Linked DNA regions of Homo sapiens: region 2 is linked to region 1. A link is a loop called in an ENCODE intact Hi-C map of the cell type or tissue named here. Cell type or tissue: B cell. All regions are shown on one strand. Links, peaks and the distances in the headings refer to the core of each region. The heading gives the core; the rest is flanking DNA.

Region 1 (10,928 bases), core at 2,606-7,605:
TTTTATACTTATGAAGGTCCTCCTAATTATTTACAAGAAAAAATACTGTAACTCAATAATTCTATATGCAGCAAAACTATCTTTCAAAAATGAAGGAGACATTAAGACATTCCCAGATAAACAAAAACAAAGAACTTGTCACTAGCAGAATTACCCTACAAGAAATACTAAAGGGATTCAGTCCTTCAGACTAAAATAATAGGACACTAGACTGTACCCACAAGAAGAAATAAGAGCACAGGTAAATATAAAAGATAGTATAAATGCATTTCATTTGTAACTCTTTTCTTCTAATTTAAAAGAAACTCACATAAAGTAGTAATTTTAAAACTGTTCATTGGCTTATAGGGTATAAAGATGTAATTTGTATGATAATAATAGGGCAAAGGAGGGAGGAGAGAAAAAAGCTATATAACAGAAAATTATTGTATGCAATTGAAATTAAATTGATATTAATCTAAAGTAGATTGTTATAAATTAAAATGTCCTTCTCCATGTTTATTGCAGTGCTATTCACAATAACCAAGATATAGAACAAAATTAAATGTCCATCAATGAATAAACAGATAAGGAAAATGTGGTATATATACACAATGGAACATTATTCAGTCATAAAAATAATAAAATCATGTCATTTGTGCAACATGGATGGAATTGGAGGCCATTATGTTAGTGAAATAAGCCAGGCACAGAAAGACAAATATTGCATGTTCACACTAATATGTGGAAGCTAAAAAAGTTGATCTCATAGAGATAGAGAGTAGAATTATAGTTACCAGAGGCTGAGAAGGGTAGAGGTGGGGGATGAAGAGAGGTTGGTTAATGGGTGCAAACATACACTTAGATAGACAAAATAATACAGTTATATCTGTATAGCAGAGTGACTACAGTTAACAACAATTTATTACATATTTCAAAATAGCTAGAAGGGGAAATTTTAAATGTTCTTAACAAAAAGAAATGATAAATGTTGAGGTGATGGATATCCTAAATACCTTGATTTGATCATTATATATTGTATGCATGTATCAAAATACCACTGTGCCCCATAAATATATATGATTATCATGCATTAATCAAAATTTTTTAAATAAAAAAAGTTAATTATAATCCTCAGACAACAACTAAGAAAATAACTCAAAAAGTATATAGCAAAAGAAATGACAAGTGAATTAAAATAGTACACTAAAAAATACTTAACACAAAAGAAGGAAGTAATAGAACAACAGAGAAACAAAAAAGACAAGTTATATGGAAAACAAATAACAAAATACCAGATGTAACTCCTACCTTATGAGCAATTACATTTATAGTAAATGGATTAAATAGTCCAATCAAAAGGCAGAGATTGATAAAATGGTTTAACAAAATAAGCCAACTACATGCTTTCCATCAGAAATACAGAATAGATTCAAAGACACAGATAGATTAAAAGGAAAAGGATAGAAAATGATATGCCATACAAACAGTAACCAAAATGGAGCTGAAGTGACTATTCTAATCCCAGAAAAAAAGGCTTTAAGTACAAAATAATTAATAGAGACAAGGTAAAACGTTTTTAAATGAGAAAAGGGTCAATTCATCAGGTAGACATAGTAACTATAAACAGAGATGTACCTAACAACAAAATACATGAAGCAATAACTGACAAAATTGAAGGAAGAAATAGATGATTCAACATTATTAGTTGGAGAATTAAGTATTTCACTTTCAATAATGGATACAACACCTAGACATAAGAACAAAAAGGAAAGAGAGTATGATGGTAAATTTTATGTTATGTGTATTTTGCCAAAATTTTTTAAATTGGAGAAAAAAGCGTTGAACAATACTATTAAACAACTAGACCTAACAGATATCAACAGACTACTCCACCCAACAATAGCAGAATACACATTCTTCTCAAGTCCATATGGAATATTCTCCAGGACAGGCCATATTTAAGGCCACAAAAAAAGTCTCAATAAACTTAAAATTATTGAAATAATATGAAGTATGTTCTCTTTCCACGACAGAATGAAATAGATAAACTATTAGAATTAAAAATAGTACTCAGCAAGGCTGTCAGAAACAAGACCATCCTATGAAAATCAATAGCATTCCAGCACCACATAGAAACTGTATTTTAAAATAATACATAGTTAGCAACAAACAAAAATCTAAAAGGCCTTCTTACACCCAATTACCTCTGATCGGTGCCCCGCAGGCCCCATGGACTACAAGGTCCTCATGGGTCTTGACCATCTCCTCAATGCTGACCTCCTTCTTCATCCCAACCCCAAAGGTTCTACCAACTGTAGCTGCCTTCTCAGTCACAACTACTTTCTTGACCCAAACTTGAAACCCCAAATTTCTGTTTATCTGACAGGAAAGGAAGAGAAGGGAAAGGAAAGGAAGGGAAGATGGAAATTTCTTTGTTGATGTAGTATGGAGATAAGAGCTCTTAAAAAAAGAGAGAGAAACTGATTAATGCATTGCTGAATTTATACCTTTATTATGTTTTCTTACAAAAGTTATTTTAAAAAGAGTAGGATAAATTATAAGGAAAATGTATAAGACTTGAAGGACTCCTGGTACCAACTTCTGCAATAGTTGAGACTCTTTTGTCAGAAGCTCAGAAAGCGACTTCTAGCACTTAGGCATGCAAGAAAAAGTAATTAATTGGTTAAGCATCATAGATTCAATGAACCAAGTAACACACAGGCCACCAGGGAGAATTAGAACCAAACAGTTCCAAACATCGCATTGGCAGGGCATTGCAAATGGGCTGACTGAGCTCCAACGGCATTCCATACTTGGAAGACTTCTCTCAAGATTCAGAATTCCAAAGAGAGTCTGATTGGCCTATGTTGATTTCTGTGCTCATCCCTTGACCAGAAAAGCAGAGAAACAATGTTTTTGAGCTTCACTATTTAATAGATATGGGGCAACTTCTCAAAGGAAAAGGGATAACTTTACTAGAAGGGGAAAGATGTACTGGGTAGACAGAAGCAACAAATATACCTATCACATTTTCTATAACAGTAATTATGCTCACTCAAGGCAGAAGCCAACCCTCCTAGTGGTGAATTGCACATACCATCTATGAAAAGATCACAACCCAGAAGGCATAGGCAACTGCCACGGATCTAATGAATAGGTGATCAGAAGACCTCCCAATACTCTTGAAAGTACTGAGAACTGATTCCCTATTCTCTCACCTATGACCAGCCGGAGAGAACCATATTTTCTGGTCTTCCAGATGAATCCTATTCAAAATATTATTCACTGTGAGGCTATAATTATTAGTCCTTAACTTACTACTTAACAGTAGCCCTCTTCTAAGCTGTTATCTCTCTGCCTGTTGTTTGGCTTAGGAAATTCCTGCAGGACCTGCCTTGACTTTGAACCTTTTTTATCTCACCTTATTTGTCTTATTCCCACTACATTAGTTAAAACAAAATTCCCCTTTCCTGTCCAGACACATCAGACAGATACCACCAATAAGACCCTCCCTGCTTACTGGCAAGAGCATATCAAAAACACCTAGACAGTTTTCCTAAAAGGAGACCATTAAAAAATAAATTCAGAACCTAAACCAAACTTCTAGGTGTAATTCATTTGACCTAGACTTCTTCAGTGAACATGCCAAGATCTTGTATGTAATGAAGCAGTACTGGTACATTAAAAGCCACTCATGCCACTCTACTGTTTAAAGTCCTTTGCCAGAAATAGAGCAAAACTCAGACTCTTTAGACTGGCATCAAGGTTCTTCACACTTGGGCTCTAAACTCTCTCTCCAGCCTAGTCAACCTACATTTCATGCATACTCCAGCCACACTACACTATTTGTTACTGCCCAATATTGCACATGCATTTCACACCTCTGTATCTTCCTATCTCTTGTTCCTTTGGCTTAGCCTGTCCTTCGTATACTACTTCCACCTGGAAATAATCTTCCCATCATTTAAGATCTACTTTGTGTTATCTTTTCTTCATCAGTCTTTCCCAGCAGGTTGCTTCCTCCTTCTTCCTTGCCAACCATGTTAATTTGTACATTCTTCTTGTTATTGCACTTGTACTGTTTACAGACCTGCCTTTGTCATCAGATTAGGAATCCCTTGAGGTCAAATAATGAATTAAATTCACCCTTGAACCTCCAGCATCAAGTACAGTGGTTGGTGCATAGTAAGCACTCACTATATATTTGAACAGCGAAGAACTTAATAAATCCAACTTGAGATAAGTTACCACCCATCAAGTTTTGTGGGATTCTAAATACCCTAATAAACCATGAAGGCACTCAACATTCTCAGAAATGAAAATGAATGAAAAAAAAAGAATTTTTCAGTCTTTTGTTTGACAAAATGTTGCTTATATAGACATTATATCTAAACAATAAGCTCCATACCCTAGCCACGCTCAGAGATATCTGCGCAACCTGACACCTCTCCTATAATTCTTCTTTCTACTCACAAAGAAAAAAACAGAATGTTTGAAGCCATTTCTCTATTCTCAGAAAATATACCCCATGTATGTCTTCTCTAATTCCTATATATTACAAGGTCAATTAATTATAGATCCACAGAGCTGGAATTATCAGAGACCTTTTGTACTCATCATTTTATAGACAGAATAACTGGGCCTAAAGAGGTGAAATCACTTCCCCAAGGCCATAAAGCAAATCAGCAGCAGCACTAACCTAAGTCTGTTGCTTCCTAATCATCTTACCAAATATTCCCACAGAGATAAAAATTAATTCTCCCACCCACACATAAGCCTTGCAACCACCGGTTCACTTACAAATTATTCCAGGATAATTGTTAATAATTATTACTAAACATGAACAGATTTGGATACTAAATTGTAACAGATAAACCTGCACACACAAGTACTGCTACTAGTACAAAACTCCATGACACAGTTGACCAGTGTCCAACTTAATCGATAGGATCCTTTGGTTTGTTTGTGTCGTATGTGTGTGCACATGTGTGTATGTAATTTTCCCCCCAATTTCTATTAGCACTGTACAAAAAAAGGAAGTTGAAAGTGAGAAGTCTTCTATTGTTGCACAGACATGTGACTCTTGTCTAAATGGCATTAAAATTGTTCAGACATTGAAATGAAAGCAAATGTGCCTGTACCCATCACATTACGTAGGAAAACCAATGTAGGCTGAGTTGCATGTCACCAAATGCCCCACATGTGACAAACAGAGAAAGTGACATAATCCAAGTATTCAGCAAAAGCAGCCCACAGTAACAAATGCATCATTTCTGAAGAGGAAGAGAGAGCAGATGGCTCAGCAAGCAACTGTGGAACAGCCAGCTTCCCCCTCCGCACCTCCAAAACCAAATTGCCTCCCAGTATCTCATCCTAGGCACTGCAGAAACTCAGAGGCAAAACGCTTAAGCACCACAGTAGCAGCGGCCAGGGCAGGAGTCTCAGGTCATGGTGCCCTGAGCTTGGACCCAGATGACCTGAGTTCACAGCAAGATTCTGCTTCTCGCTTTCTATGTTACCTTAAACAAGTTACTTAATTTCTTTAAATTTTATTTCCTCATCTATGTTATATAGGATCAGTAAGACTCCATAATATTCTAGGACATATTGACACGAAAGTGCTTCATGAACTACAAAGTACTCAACAAATGTTAAACTTCATTAATTAAAATGTACCGATTGGTTAGAACTAATACAAGCCAATCTGAAACCTAATAACATATATCATACACAGTGTATGGAGAGCCCTAGCCCTAGTTGATCACGGCTTCACAGATGCTTTTTAAGAGTGGTCAGCGAATTGTGGTTCTCTCTGCTAAAAAGTCACCATGACTATCCTTCTATCTTAAGGGTGGGATAAATCTATTCCATTCATTCCTCATTCAACAGTGGATGCTCAACATGTATTGAACATCCACTGTAAGCCATGCACTAGCTAAGTGACAAAAGATATAGTAGCTGAGGCGTTTTGGATGCTAATTTCTCTTAAAGATAATTATCTCTTTTTCTTTTATTGTTATTGCTTAAAGGGCAAACACCATGGAAAACAAAATAAATATTTAACTACATCAAGAAAGACTAGAGTCAGATATTTCTGGATTATTTGTTGCATCAGCCTAAGAAATAATAATGGCTTATATTGCTAGTACTTAAAAAAAAAAGCTACCATAGGTGTTAACTGACTTAATTATCATACTAGCTGTATGAAAAAGGAATGATTTCCCACTCTTATGAAGCCTAAATGCAAATCTGAGTCTAAAACACTCTCCACTATACCATATTGTCTCTCACTTTAACACCAAGGGTTATCAAGGTGGGAAAAGAAAAGTATCTTCTGGCAAGATAAATCATAATTGTTTTCAATACTCTAGTGTACATTGTTGAGGCAGAGAGATTCCAGGACTTCACTTCCCTCAAACAGCTAAAACAGCTGTTTAGATAAAAACAGCTAAAACAAGCATTAGAAAAACCATAAAAGTGGGACTGAGTAATTTCAATAATCCCTTTTGCTACTGTTTTAATCCCACACAATACATGTATTTTATTTGTTTATTCACTGACATTCTGCTAACTGCAGGAGAAACTCCCAAAAGCTAAGACTAGACTAAAATAGTAGAACACTACTAATTGGCGGATCAATAAACTACTCCATTCTGTTTGCATAAATAGACATTTTGATGGTAATCCTTTGCTTTGATGGCAACCAAAATAGATTAACTGGATCTTTAATAGATGTATATAATAAAAGCCACAGACAATATGCCCTGAAGATCGTCAATCTCATATCCTGGCAGATGGTAGAAATGGAGGAAGGGGAAAAGGAAGGGAAAGAACATTCCTGGAGCAGCTGTTGCATGTGGGTACCACACTGGGCACTTTAAATATTTTAACTCTTTGCAGTTTCATCCTAACCCTACATACAATTTTACAGATGAGGAAACAGAGGCTCAGAGAAGTTAAGACCAGTCCCATCTCTTCACTTGGCCCTACATTATCTTTCAAAATACTCTGATGTGGAAAGGCCAGAGCACACGTGTGTTACAGAGGACCACCTTGGCTCCTGATGCTCCTTAAAGAGGCCACGACTTGTGTGTCATGATTCAGGGATTGGACTTGCTGCCAAGGTCACAGATGGTACACTTGAGATCCCCTAGCCTATGTACAGAGTAGTCCCCAAGAGAGGGAAGGGTAAAGATGAAGCCTTAGAAACACAAAATTAGGACATATACAGGGAGAAAGAGAAATACGAGATGTGAAAGAACAACAAAAGTGCAAATCCATGGCAGTCAAGGATGTGTTAAGAAATAGTAGGTGGTTAAAAGCTATGACGGTCAGTAGAATAACAGCTAAGAACTGACCTCAAGCTTTAGGATAAAGTCTCTATTATCCTGCAAGACCAGAATATCGGTAAAATTGGTGGAATTAACTATTTTTTTTAATGATTATAAAACAGGACAATGCATTTTATGATGGAAAATGGGTAAGCACATAAAAATACCCTTGAACAATGTGGGAGTTAGGGGTGCTGACATCCCCATACAGTCAAAAAGCCACATATAACTTTGGCCTCCCCCAAAATTTAGCTGGGTTAACTATGTTGACCAGAGCCTTACTGATAACATAAACAGTTAATTAACATATATTTTTCATTTTGTGTGTATTATATACTGAATTCTTATAATTAAGTTAGAGAGAACACATTATGAAGAAAATCATAAGGAAAACAATATACGTACTATTCATTAAGTGGAAGTGGATCTTCATAAAGGTCTTCATCCTCATCATCTTCTTGTTAAGTAGGTTGAAAAGGAGGAGGAAGAAGAGGGGTCAGTCTTGCTGTTTCATGGGTGGCAGAAGTGGAAAAAAAATCCACATGTAAGTGGACCCATGCAGTTCAGACCTGTGTTCTTCAAGAGTTAACTGTTTAAAGGTGGGGGGAGGTAAAATCACCATAATTCCACCCTGACATGATTGACTTTTTTAAAAATTGTTAACATTTCAGCATATTTTCTCCTAATGTTCTTCTGGGTACTTTTTACACAGTTAAAATCATACTGACCGTGTAATTTTGTATGCTATTTTTTAGTTTAACACTGTCTAGAACATTTGCCCAAGTCTTTAAAAACTCCTATCACTAATCTTGAATGCCACTGAACCACAGACATTGAGGGTAAGCTCAATGCTTTATTCTTTTTGTATATTTCCACAGAAATCAGCACAGTCATTTTCAGAACAGAGATATTCAAAAAAAATTATTGAATGGAATTGCAGCACCAGTGCACTCTCATCTTCCCTTAATTTACCAGTCATCTGATGCCCCTTGTCTATGGTTCATTTTATGGTACATTGTGTCGGCTCTCAGGATGTTTTATATAATCTGTTTCAGGCTCTCCCTAACTGGACAGTGTGTGTCATGAGAGAAAGAAATTCATACCTTGAATTCCTCTTCTATCTTTTGCTTTCTATCTTCACCAACAGTGCCTACCATAATGTCCCTTCCACAGAAGATAATTTAATCTCATTACATTAAAGTTACATCTATAAAAATTCAAAGAAGCAGCATATGTTTTATTTATACTGGTGATGCTTCTAGCACCAATAAAGCCTTTATATGTTTTCCTTAAGCATAGTCCCTAGATTCATATCCTCTGTTTTCTTTCTTTCTCTTCCCTTTACAGTAGACTGAAACTGTATATACATACATATAAATCAGAAACTACAACCTTCATGATCTTTTTTTGGAAGACAACTTTGTTGAAGAGAGATTACAGAGGGGCAAGAATGGAAACAGGAAGACCAATTAGGAGGCTATTGCAAAAATCCAGAATCTATTACTTCCAAGAGCAGAACTTCATGTGTAGAAGTCATATGCAGACATATGGAGTGGGCTGCCTCAGGAGGCAGTGAGCTTTCTGCCACTAGAGGTGCACAAATAGAGAACCACTTGGCAAGGACATGGACAAGGTTGGCCTTATAACCTAAAAGTCACTTCCAACACTGAGACTCCATGATCGTTGCCTAGAGTATCTCATGCCCTCAACAGCCTAATAACCCCACAAACATATTCACTCTTTATTTTGATTATACAAGCACAGTATAATCACCATAGAAAATCAGAAGGTAGAGATATTAGATAAGCAAAAAGAAAAGAAATAAAAATACAGTCCCAACAGCCAGATATAGTCATGATTAGGACCTAAGCATGTGTGTACATGTGTGTGTGTGTGTGTGTGTGTGTGTCCCCTTCTATTACATTAACTTGTCAGATGTATCATTAGACACATGATAGAAAGCATGGGTCTTTTCCTAACTAAACAAAATCTCCATCTTTACGGTATTTTATAATCTTCTTTTAAAATTCAATATATAATGAATATATTCCCCTGTCAATTTATATTTCTTGCTAGAGTCAGAAACTTCCTATAACAGCCTGAAGTATTGAGTTATGTAAATAAAATAGAAACTGGCAGGATACTTACAGTCTTAGGAGATTTAGATAATGAGATAATATCATTACTCCATGAATGCCTCCCACTAATTCTAAGTGGGATATTTGAACTGTCTCCCATTATAATATTTCACAGTCCTCTCCCAGTTTCAGCACTCTTCCCTCCATCATCATAACAAGCTATATCCCATGTCAAGTGACAGGAACATAATCAAAAGAGAGTGAAGAAACATCTGTTATCCTAACTGAGCCTCAGAGGTCTCATCTTACCCTTCCCTTGTAATGTCTGGGCATCTAATGATATTATAACCATCATTCATTCCATAAGAGCTTAGAAGTTTCCAAGTGTCTCAGGTTTATTCATCATCTTAGCACCAAGGGGAACATCTCAGTAGTTCCTTAGATGTAATATCTGTAGATTCATTTAAAAACAAATATTTATTGAGTATCTACCATGTGCCAGGCACCGTACTCAACAACTGGGATAAAGCAGTAAGCAAAAGATGAAAAATATCTGTCTTCATGAAGCTTTAATTCTTGTTGTAGGAAACAGACAATAAAAACTAAGTTGGTTGTATGGTGATAGATGCTGTGGCAGGAATGAAAGTAATAAAGGAGGATAAGTGAAGACATGAAGGAGGAAAGGGGATTGTAATTTTAAATAGCATGGTCAGGAAAGTCCTAAATAAAAAGGATGGCTTTAGAGCAAAGACCTGAAGTAGGGAAGGAGGGAGTCTCACGTGTATTAAGGGAAGAGCATTCCAGGCAGTAGCCCCGAGGCAGGAAAGTACTTGGGCATGTTCCGGACACAGTATGGAGTGACATGCTGATCCAGTATGGAGGCCAATGTGGGTGGAACAGAGTGAAGAAAAAAGTAATAGAAGATGAGGTCATAAAGGTAGCTGGAAGCAAGATCACATAGGACCTTGCATATCATTGAATGTCTTAAATTTTTATCTGAGGGAGGTGGAAACTATTGGTGAGTACTGAGCATGAGAGTGACATCATATGACTTGGGTTTTTGAAGGACCCCTTTGTTGAGAGTAGATTACAGAGGGCAAAAGTAGAAGCATGAAGACCAACTAGGAGGCTGGAAAAATCCAGGAAATGATGGCTTGGAGCCATGTAGGGGGTAAGAGGCAGCCAGATCCTATATAGATTTTGAAAAAGCAGCCTCAGGATATGGTGAGAGTTTTGATACGTGTTGTAAGAAAGAGAAGAGTTAAGGATGTCACCAAAATTTTTGGCCCTGGAAACTGAAAGAACAGAGTTATCATGTGCTGAAAGGGGAGCACTGTAAAAAGAGTAGGTTTGTAGTGGAGGAAATTAGGAATTCAGCTTTGGACGTTAGAGTTGATTAGCCATCAAAGAGGAGCTGTTGAATAAATAGATGGATCTGTTTAGTCTGCACCTTGGGGAGTTTAGGTTAGAAAGTTGAGAGCTATCAGCATATAGATCAGGGGAGTCCAATCTTTTAGCTTCCCTGGGCCACATTAGA
Region 2 (10,928 bases), core at 1,969-6,968, 69 kb before region 1:
AAGAAACATATCCTATTTTTCTTTCATTTTGAGTTCCTAGAATACAGCCTGGCAACAAAAAGAGACTCAATATGTTGAATTAATGAATGAATGAAAGGATGTGTTACTAAGAAACACAATTAGTTTTTAGCTTTCTTACAACTATATCGTTTTAGCCACTTAGCCCTATTAGTCCAAGGTGACTGAACATTCATTTCTTTTGTATTTAATAATTTAGATCCTAAAATACTTTTGGGTTTGCTCAAAGCCCAAACAAAATATTAATTTGTTTGAACCAGTTAACATGTATTTAGGCAGTAAACTAGATTTGGAATGTGTTAGACAAGAGACACCTGCTCTATCTTTTGTAATATTCCTGACATTTAAGACATACACAACACCTGATTTGAAATATAAAAAAAAAAAAAAATCCTCATGCCAAAAAGTCACAGATCCAAAAACCTATACAACATGAAGCTTTGACTTGCCGTGAAGAGGTGGCTCTAATGAAGGTAAGACTAATGGAGCAAAAAAGACACTATTGGAAAACTCAAAGGCCCTTGAAACCATCCCATAGAACCCCAATGGCTGCCCACTTTTTAAGTCGATCCTATTATAGAAAGTCTGTTTTTGGAAGATTGGTCATTAGGCAAATAGGCATTCAGTGAATTTGTTTCCTCAAATTAATTCTTAGAGAACTGACCTTGGGCCATGGCTCTATATTGAGACTAGGCACTGTGTGCGGTTTCAAAGCCTGGCCTGTTGAGGCCATCAGTAATTCTTGACTGACCATGGTCCCAGGATATATATCAGGCAAAATACAGGTCTACATTCAGATACACTGATAAAAAGACAATGTTTGCAATAAGAATTGACTTAAAGAATGTGCCAAGAGGTGCCAATCATGGAAAGGACTAAGGGTCTTGCCCCAATTACTTCTCTCTGTGCCCCTTGTATGTTTTATCTTAGCCAGGGAAGGATGTGGACAGCAATTCCCATTAAAGAACCAGGGCTGGATCTCCCATTTGACAGTTCCCATATGCATTCACTCTGATGGACTTTGCCATCCCCTGACCCAAACCTCATTCATTCATTCAAAAAATATTTATCAAGTGTCTATACTCTGTTATAGGAGCTTGGAGATGCACTGGTGAACAAGACAAGCAAGGTCTGAGTTGTTACTAAGCTTACATTCTAGAAGGAGAAAACAGTAAGAAGGAAATATCAGTACCTAGAGAGGATGAAGCCCATGCAAGTCTTTGCTTCTGTAGTCCACAAGGTGTTTAGTCTTTATTCCATCATCTGGTGACACTAAACAAACACCTGCCATTAAACTAGACCAAACAGCAGACCTATTCAAACTCTCAGCAGTCCCTAGGAGAATTTGATTATAGGAAGTGGACCAGGAAGAATATCTCTATTTGGTCCAATTTCCAAATAGAAATTCGCAGTGTTTGATGAATAATGAATGTGAATAATTAATGCATCTGAGAAAGAAAAATTTCTTACCTGTCAGTTACTTATCTTGGAGATTACACATCCATCACTACTCCCCCGAGGGGCTAGACTCATCTCCATAGAAACTGGGGGCAATCTGAATGTTAATTATGCCTCAATGCCAGTTTTGCTGCTCAGAATGTGACTCACCAGAAGACCTTCTAGGACTTTGTTCTGAAAAGTAGAGAACTTAATTTATCTGACACATTTTTTAAAGCCCCAAATAAAGAAGTATCTTAATAAGCATAAGAAACTATCAAAAGTCTGGCTCTGTGTGTGCGCACATGTAGGAAAGTTACTGTGGTCTGAATGTCTGTGTTTCCCCCCAAATTCATGTGTTGAAACCTAATTCACAATGCAATAGTATTAAGACCTGGGGCTTTTGGGAAGTCATTAGGCCAGGAGGATGGAGTCCTCATGAATGAGATAGGTGCTCTTACAAAAGAGGCTTGAGGGAGATTGTTCACGCCTTCCACCATGTGAGGATGCAGCCAGAAGGCACTATCTGTGAGCCCTCACCAGTACCAAATCTGCTGACACCTTGATTTTGGACTTCCTAACCTCTAGAACTGTGAGCAATAAATTTCTGTTGTTTAAAAATTACTTAGTCTAAAGTATTTTGTTACAGCGCTCAAGCAGACTAAGACAAAAGGATTACACAGAAGCACATGCATCTTTTGGGAAAGAGATTGATGAGAAGAAATTCAGCTTTGATTTATTGGTAACATAAGTGCCAGCACCTAGAGAAATGACTAACATATTGTAGATGTTAACTGCATATTACTGTTATTTTTGAATGTTATGTGGAATGTTATTGAATGAACTACTAATTCTGTGCTGTGAGGATATAACAATTCTCATTTTTATGGCGACATTGTTCAAATGTCCCTTTTATATACATTCTACAAAATATCCTTTTTATATACATGACTTTATTTTTATATACATTATTTTATTTCATTTTATATACATCAAAAATGAGATAATAACATATTATTTGAAATAATAACATAATAATGAAATAGTAACAACCTAAAATACAGCTACAGGCCCACAATACCTTGTTCATAATTTTTTTCTAAAACTCTGAAAACCAAAAGTTCTGGGAAAACTCATGTAATGACAAAGCCTCTTCATAGTCTTTGTCCCATTTACTTGACTATGATACATTTTGATGCAGAAATAGTAACGTGTTTCGTTTTGAAGGGCTTCCCAGGTCTTACTTGGTTTGTTTCAATTTATGCATCATATGCAACATATTACCTTTCTAAAATCTAAAAAATTCTGAATTCCAAAACACATCTATCTGCAAGAATTTTGGTTAGACTCACATTGTCATCCCAATTTTATAATTGGGGTCCTTTGGTTCAGAAAAACTAAGCAATTTACTCAAGATCATGGAGCTTTTTGGTTCATGGATTGAACCAAAGTTCTCTGATGCAAAATCTTTTTTCTTCTACTATACCAGCACTTCAATTAATCTGCAATTGAGCATTGAGATAATTGTCTGTCTTATGAACATAAAAGGGCTAACGTTGGTCAGAGACTGTGCAGATTTAGTCATTGCAGTGGAGGCTGAGGAAGAACAAATTGCACAGGGCCTGGGGATGGGGGTGGGGTAGGGAGGTCTCATGTGGAGAAACCTCTGCTACCTGAAGGAAATGATTTCTAAAACTTAATCTCATTCTCCAGTGCTAAAGTGCGGTACATGAAGTAGGAGCTGACCAATGATCATTCTGTAGACATCTTGTGAATAAATTAGACGTAGATGCGACCTAAGATAGTACTATAATGCCACATCTATTTTTTCTAATCATGGGTTTTTTATTTGAAGTTGAGTGTTACCAGATCTCTTTTGTGGGGAGAGAGTAAGAGACTAAATTATAAGGTTGGCACTTGTATCAGTCAGGAAAATATAGGTTATGCTGTAGTAACAAATAACCCACAAAGCTCTGTGGCTTAAAACAGTAAAGATTTATTTCTTTTTTATGTAACATCCCTATCACAAGAAATTAGGGGAGGCTCCACTCATTGTAGCCACTCTGGGACTTGGGATGACAATGCAGCCACAATCTCACATATGGTTAGCTACACAACAGAAGGAAAGAGAATCAATAGCTTGCCCTGGCTCATTAAGGATCTGCCTGAGAGTGATACATTGTCACTTCCACTCAGTACAGTTCATTAGTCAAAATGAGTAATTGAGCCACACCTAACAGCAAGTGGGCAGGAAATACAAAATTCATGAATACTGAGATTTTCAATAAATTGGTCTGTCCAATAAATATTTCCTTGAGTGTCTGCTAGTGCCCAGCCCTGTTCTATGCACTAGAGATTAAAAATTGTGTTAAATGCCATGAAGAGAAAGAAAGCAGGATAAGGGGAATTGAGTGACAGGGCTGGGGAGGGAGAGGAGAAAACAAGGCCAGGGAAGAATTCTCTAAAGCAGAGACCCAGAAGAAAACAGAAGGAAGAGGCTGGGTAAGGGAGATTCTGCCTTTAAGGCAGAAACAAGACATCATGAACCCAAATCTCAGGAAAATCCAGAATGATTCTCAAAATAGAGACAGAGAGGTGAAACATCAACCAGTATGTACTGGTGGGGCTGAAACAGCCCAGCTCCTTTTCTTCCAGCCTTGTAAGACACGTCCCACTTCCTTCTTTTTCTGACTAAAACAACACATGTGACAGAACACTTCCTTTTTCCCCATGGTTAAGCAGCATGCAAAGGAGCTTTACTTCAGGAGAGAATGGCAATGGGCAATTGTTTGGTAAACAAATGATCCCCCATTTATTGAGCAAAATCTGTATTTCAGGTGTCTTAGTTGTTTTACATACTTTATTTCATTGAGTAGGGTTGTTGTAAAAAGGATAAATTATATAGGATTATTATTACCATTTTATAGATGAAAATATATGAAGAGAGGTAACTAACTTTCTGGGGTGGGGGTGAAACAGATATTTCATGGAAAAGGTAGACTCTGGCTCCCAAGCCTGTGCTCTCAATTACTATGAAACATAGCAAACTGTAGCCTTTTTGAAAGAAAAATTTGAGAAAATCCACATGTTCACCTGAATTGTTTCATAATTTAAAGATAGAATTGCCGCTATCACAGGAAGAAGGAACATTATCTAGACCTCTTTGCTAGATTATTCCTTTTCTGGAATAATAATAATTATTACTATAATTAATAATTATTATTTAGTATTATTCCTCTCCTGGAATAATAATCAGATTGAATTTATTTGCTTCCCATATTAATTATTTTTATTAATATATTTTCCTAGTATTAATTATTACTTAATAAATGTAAATTTTTGAGAGTGAGAATGTTTCAAAATGTGGGATCAATGGTAAAAATCAGATTGAATTTATTTGCTTCCCACCGCTAGAAAGTAAGCTCCACGAGTGTCCACTTTTTTCTCACTTTTATTCTCATGCCTTCCACCATAGAAAAGCACTTTACATACAATTAGTAATTATAAATGAATGGTTAGAATGAATGAATGAATGAATGAGTGAATGAGTGAATGAATGAATAGGATAATTCAGGAAAAGTTCTCTTACTTGAGCAGGAGATCTTAATCTGGGGTACATTAATGGACTTGGGGGTCTCTTTCAATGCCTTGAAATTACATGCAGTTTTGTGGGGAGAAGAGTGTGTTTGTGCATGTCATCAGATTTTCAAAGAAGGCAATAATCCACAAGAGTTAAAACCACTCTGTGTGGCATATTCATACAATGGAATATTATTCAGCTCTAAAAAGAAATAAAGTTCTATACATGCTACAACATGGATGAAGGTTGGAAACATTATGCTAAGGGAAAGAAGTCAGACACAAAAGACCCACATTCTGTATGATTCCACTAATATGAAATGCTCAGAAAAGGAAAATCCATAGACACACAAAGTCAACTGGCGGTTTGCCAGAGGCTAGAGGGGGAGTAGAGGGTAGAATGAGGAGCAATTGCTTAATAGGTATAGGATTTTATTTGGGGTGACGAAAATATTCTGGAACTAGATAGTGGTAATGGTTGCATAACACTGTGACTATATTAATAGCCCTGCATTTTACATCTTAAAATGGTAAGTTTAATGTGAATTTTACCACAAAGTTAATAATAATAAGAAAAAAATTAGTTTATGAATAAAGGAAAGAAGCAGAGTCAAATTATTTCATACATCTAACAGGATGGATGGTGGAATATGAGTCTGAGAAGTTGTCAGTTACAATCTAATATTCTAATAATATTTGGAATGAGAATATTTACAACACTAGGAGTAACAACTTTCATTTGTTTCAGGTTTTGCAGTTTTGAACAACTTTCCAAATGCATTATTTAATTTAACTGTTAGAAAAAAACTTGTGAGATAGCCAGGGTACATACAATTTCCTGATTATCTCTACTTTAAAAATGAGAATGATGAGGCTGAGAGAAGTTAAGTCATTTTCCTAAAGTCACATAGCTACCAAATGGTAAAATGAAACTCTAAACCCAGGTCTGCCTGTGCTTTTGACAATTTGGTTCCTCCAGCTCTTTTCAACCTTCCACATCTTTCCAGAAATCACAAGTGTTCCTGTGGTCGGCCTCCCCACCCAGGTGAGAGAAAATGTCACGTGTCTTCTCTTATGTCTGGAATGACATCATCTCAATGTGGTCACACTGGGTACCTCACTGTTATCAGAACTTCTGACTAGAAATTATAGAAATCTATGGTCAATGAAAATACTAGGAAAAGCTGCGTTTTTCTAATGTTAATTATTACTTAAGCAGTGTTTTTCCTAGTATTAATTTTTACTTAATAAATGTAAATTTTTGAGAGTGAGAATGTTTCAAAATGTGGGATCAATGGTAAAAAAAAAAAAAAAGTTTTTAAAGCTAGTGAATGAAACTACAGATCTTGTCCAACTTCCTCATCTTACCAATGAGAAAAATTGGCACAAAGAGGTTAGTGGCTTATCTGAGATGACACAGAGAGTTAGTGTCAGAGGTAAGAATGAAACTCAAGGCTTTTAAATGCTCAATAAAAGCACAAGGTAGCCAGCCTTCCAACAGAGTACCTCAGAAGAGATCATTTAGTCTGTGTATTTAGCAGTCCAAGAATAAGCTGACGTTTACTGTGAACACAGAAAGAATTAGGGATTCAGTGGTAATAAATGACCTAAATGTTTAAAATTGGCCTCAAATGAATCCATTTTCTACCTCTTGTTGTTTCCACTGTGCTGAAGCACAATGACGTAGTGACTTTATAATTTTAGCCAGGAGTGGCCAATTATCCAGAACTTGCCAGTCCTATTTTGTAAACACAGTTGGTAGCTGGGTGAATAATGCAGGGTTGTAGTGTCATTTTCAGGCACGGAGATACAGCCTTAGAGATCTTCCAGGCTGGGTTTCCCCAACCACAGTCAGCTGACTGCCAGGGAGGAATGTTTACTGCCCTGGGCAGGTGGGCAACTCCACCTTCCTCCTCAGAGAGACACTTTTGCTTGGCTCCCCTCCCCTCTGAGGTAGGGTGGAGGTGTGCAATCAATGTTTCCAAGAAACAGCATTAGCCATCTTGGGGGAGAAATGGGGGAGAATACTCAAAAGAAGACCTGTTAGAACAAAATTAATTTAGCAAAGCTCCTCAGTGTCTGCTTTGAGCTGGAAGGAAGATGTTCAAAATCATGTAAATTAAACCTTCACTCCCCCCATGAAGAAACTCAGGCCAGAGAATGGATGTGACTTGCCCAGAGTCACAAAGTCAGGATGTAGTAATCAAGGCCAGCCTGAGATCCTCCAAATTCCAGGCCAGTGCCTTCTCATACCTCTTCATATTCTCAGTCATTCTCTTTTAGATAAAATAACCATGATTCATAACACATCAATGCCACATTAGGCATTGAATATACTCCATATTCTGCATGATTCCTCAGATATATTTCGACTCATATGTGCAAGGTTAGGGGTTTTTGTCCTATGCACCCATATCTCTTAAGGACAAGTACAGGGCCTGTCTTGTAGTGTGTGATCTGTTTAATGGCAACATGGATGATACGGATGAGGCAGTGTTGGGTTATCTCGTGACACACCATCCTTTCCTTGGAGTGACAAGCCTTCTCTTGTTGTCCACTTTACATTCCTTTTTTCCACCTGTTGAAATTTTTCAAGCCCCAGTCAAAAGCTGCCTTCTGTTATCTCTAGTGGAAAGGAAACTGCCAAGACTCTGACATCAGACAGCCTTGGAGCTGGGTGCTACCTTGACTACTGCTAATGCATGACGCAGGCAAGTTACTTAAACTCTTTGAGGTTCCAAATAACCCATTGTCAAAGAGTTAATAATACTGACCTCATTCAATTTTCCTGTTGGAAAAAAAAAATGGGTAAAATTCCCAGCATAGCATGTGCCACATAATAGCTTCTGTTTTTAAAGAAGTTTTTAATTAACAAGTAAAAAATACATATATTTATGGTGTACAACATGTTTTGACATATGTATACATTGTGGAATGGCTAAATTAAACTAATTAACGTACACATTACCTCACCTACTTTTGTGGTGAGAATACTCAAAATCTACTCTGTTAGCAATGTTCCAGTACACAATATAGTCACCATGATGCACAATAGATCTCTTAACCTTATTCCTCCTGTCTAACTGAAATTCTGTGTCCTTTGACCAACATCTCCTCAATCTCTCTAACCCCAGTCTCTGGTGACCACCATTTTACTCTTGGTTTCTATGAGTTCAACATTTGTAGATTCCACATATAAGTGGGATCATATTGTGTTTGTCTTTCTGTGCCTGGCTTATTTCACTTAACATAATGTCCTCCATGTTTATTTCATTTTGTTACAAATGACAGCATTTCCTTCTTTTTTAAGGCTGAATAGTATTCTACTGTGCCTATACAGCACATTTTCTTTATCCATTCTTATGTTGATGGACACTTAGGTTGATTCCATGGCTTGGCTATTGTAAAGAGTGCTGCAGTGAATATGGAAGTGCAGATATCTCTTCAACACACTGATTTCATAGACTTTGTATATAAATTAACAGATGTTAATTCCCTTCACCCGGGAGAAGCCTTCCTCCTCAGGGTCCCATGGCTCTTTGCTTACTCTTCATGTGTTTATTATGCATCATTTCATAGGTTATCAATGACCTTGGAACACTTCTATCTTTCCACTAGAATATAAACTTTCTTAAGGGCATTACTAGGTCAGACAAATCTTTGCCTTTGCCCCACCAGGATTTCCTACAGCATCTAAAACAATGCCTAGCACAAATCTGACACACAAAATTTATTTTTGTAAAACTGGATGGTAGTGTCTGTGTGTGGTGGTGATGGGGCTGAGGGCATACTATAAAATACCTTTAAGAGTATTTGTCTGCAAATAACAGCCCTCTTCTGTTGTCTTATGTATTTCTGTATGTTATGTCTTCTATTTTTCCTCTAGGATTAGGTAGCTGGGTTCATCAGTGACACCCTTTCATTGCATGTGAGCATCTGAAGAGCTGACAGTCCCTCTGAGAGGGACCAAACTGCGTTTCTGTGTTGTCTCGTCATGCTCCCACCAAGAGGAAGTGGTATTTCAGGGACAGCAGATGACAGGGTGACATCACCCTTCTCCGTCAGTGCTCATTTCGTTTCTTCAATTTCAATGAAGACATGACAGAAAAGGTTGTTCCCTTATCATAGGGTGGCCTCTCTGTCTTATTTATTAGCGAAAATAAGGAAGGTTCCCCTTCACCCTGCCCTTCATTATAGAGCTTCCCATTTCAGTCCTTACCTTTTGGCCTGACTTTCTGGAAGAAGTAAAGGCCAGTAACTGAAACTCAAATATTATATTCATAGATCCTTCCTTCCATCATCCATCCATATCATAATCTAAAGGAATAAAAGAACTGTAAAATTTTTTAACAGAGTCAGGGTATTGAAGCTTATGCATTCCCAAGAAAACAATTAAGGTTAACAAGTATCTGTAAAGTATGATTACCAGGCAACATTTATGGAGCTTTTATTATGATCAAGTCACTGTCCTTTATGTTTGAGTATCTTGTCCGCTCCTCATCAAGCCCTATGTGGAGGGTAGTATCACTAGAGAGAGTAAGTAATCTGCCAAGATCCTGTGGCTAGTAAGGGGCAGGGCTGAGATTTAGACCTGTGTTTGTCTCAAGAGGCAGCATTCATAATAATTACCTATACTGTCTCACCCATCTGCACCTGTTGTAGTAACAGAATGCTCTCAACAATTATGTTACTGCTACTGGGGCAGCGTAACACACTCAAAGTCACTGAGTCATGAGTTAGTGATCTGGAGGTAAATAATTCATATCTCCCTCCCTCAAGAAGAAGCTAACAATTTTTTTAAAGTACATGCATATACAAACATATGTATCTACACACATGTATACATATGCATTCTATATATAGAGAATGCATGTGTGTACATATATATGATTATAATTATAATATAGAGTGACTTGATGCTGTATTTATGCTACAAACAAATGGCTATAGAAACTCCCAAGAGGCAGAAATAAGTTTTAAGTTGAAATCTGGGTAATGGAAAGAACTGAATATCTAATCTATACCAGAAGTTATTCTAGGTGCTTTCACATGGATGATCTTATATCATTTTACTTAACTACAAAATACCTCTGTGTGATAAGTGGGTAGTATTACCCCCATTTTACAGATGTGGAAAGCGGGTGCTCATATAATAAGAGCAAACACCTATTTAACACGTACTATATATTAGGCACTGTTGTAAACATTCTACATGAATTGATTCATTTAAACTGCATAACAGTTCAACTACACAGATGCAAAGATCGTTTTTAAGATGAGGAACCTGAGGTCTAGAGTGCTTAAGTCATTTACCCAGGGTTTTGTCACCAATAAGAGGTGACATCAGGTGGAGGGACTCCTGGGTCCTTGCTCTCAACCATTGTATTATTGCTGCTGAGGCAGAGTAACATGCTCAAAGTTACCAGCTGAAAGGCGCACAGCCAGGGTTTGGCTCCTGTCTGTCTGTCTGTAATAAAGACAATACTCTTTCTAAAAATTTGTTATAAAATATTTTATACCAGAAAAAGAGACTGGAAATGTAGGTTGGAGTAAAGTGCTCTAAATGCCATAGTAATGAGTGAGAACTCAGTCTATGTCAAGGGATGCCCTCAAAAGCATTTTGAGCAGAAAATCAAAATGCAATATATTTAAGTCTGCATTGAGGAAAAAAAACTAACTAGAATGTACAGAACAAATCAGATGGAGTGAGGCAGAAAATAACAAAACCTATTAGGAGGATGCTGCAATAGTCCCAGGAGACATGAGGAAGGTGTGATTAAGAAAAGGGTCACAGTAAACTGAGAATGGAGGGGGAGGGGTGTTCAAGACAATTTTTAGAGATGGCATTGGCAGGACTTATCCAACATGCAGAAGAGGTACAAGCCCAAGAAAAA

The links. A loop is a pair of places that touch in the nucleus more often than their neighbours do. Peaks named below come from ENCODE experiments on the same cell type or tissue, not always from the same donor. Only the 100,000 strongest peaks of a DNase experiment are listed, where the experiment ranks them.
Region 2: a loop joins it to region 1, with 2.9 times the contacts of the local background. A loop is called at or near these places in 1 of 110 quality-filtered maps.

Annotation. Positions count from the first base shown.
Region 1 is chr9:99,655,223-99,666,150 of GRCh38, forward strand. All of the region lies in intron 3 of LOC101928438 (a long non-coding RNA gene), which reads right to left. LOC124902234 (a long non-coding RNA gene) reads left to right here and starts at 10,374. Exons shown (of 3, transcript XR_007061699.1): 1 at 10,374-10,409. In B cell, for the core only: no CTCF peak of the experiment used is centred there; a DNase peak (open chromatin) is centred at 5,169; H3K4me3 peaks cover 897 bases; H3K27ac peaks cover 1,604 bases.
Region 2 is chr9:99,586,937-99,597,864 of GRCh38, forward strand. LOC101928438 (a long non-coding RNA gene) reads right to left here. Exons shown (of 7, transcript NR_109802.1): 4 at 9,254-9,351; 5 at 1,489-1,650; 6 at 1-48. Among named protein-coding and RNA genes, the nearest start is that of NAMA, 220 kb to the left of the region's middle. In B cell, for the core only: no CTCF peak of the experiment used is centred there; DNase peaks (open chromatin) are centred at 4,135, 6,095, 6,655 and 6,795; H3K4me3 peaks cover 475 bases; H3K27ac peaks cover 1,081 bases.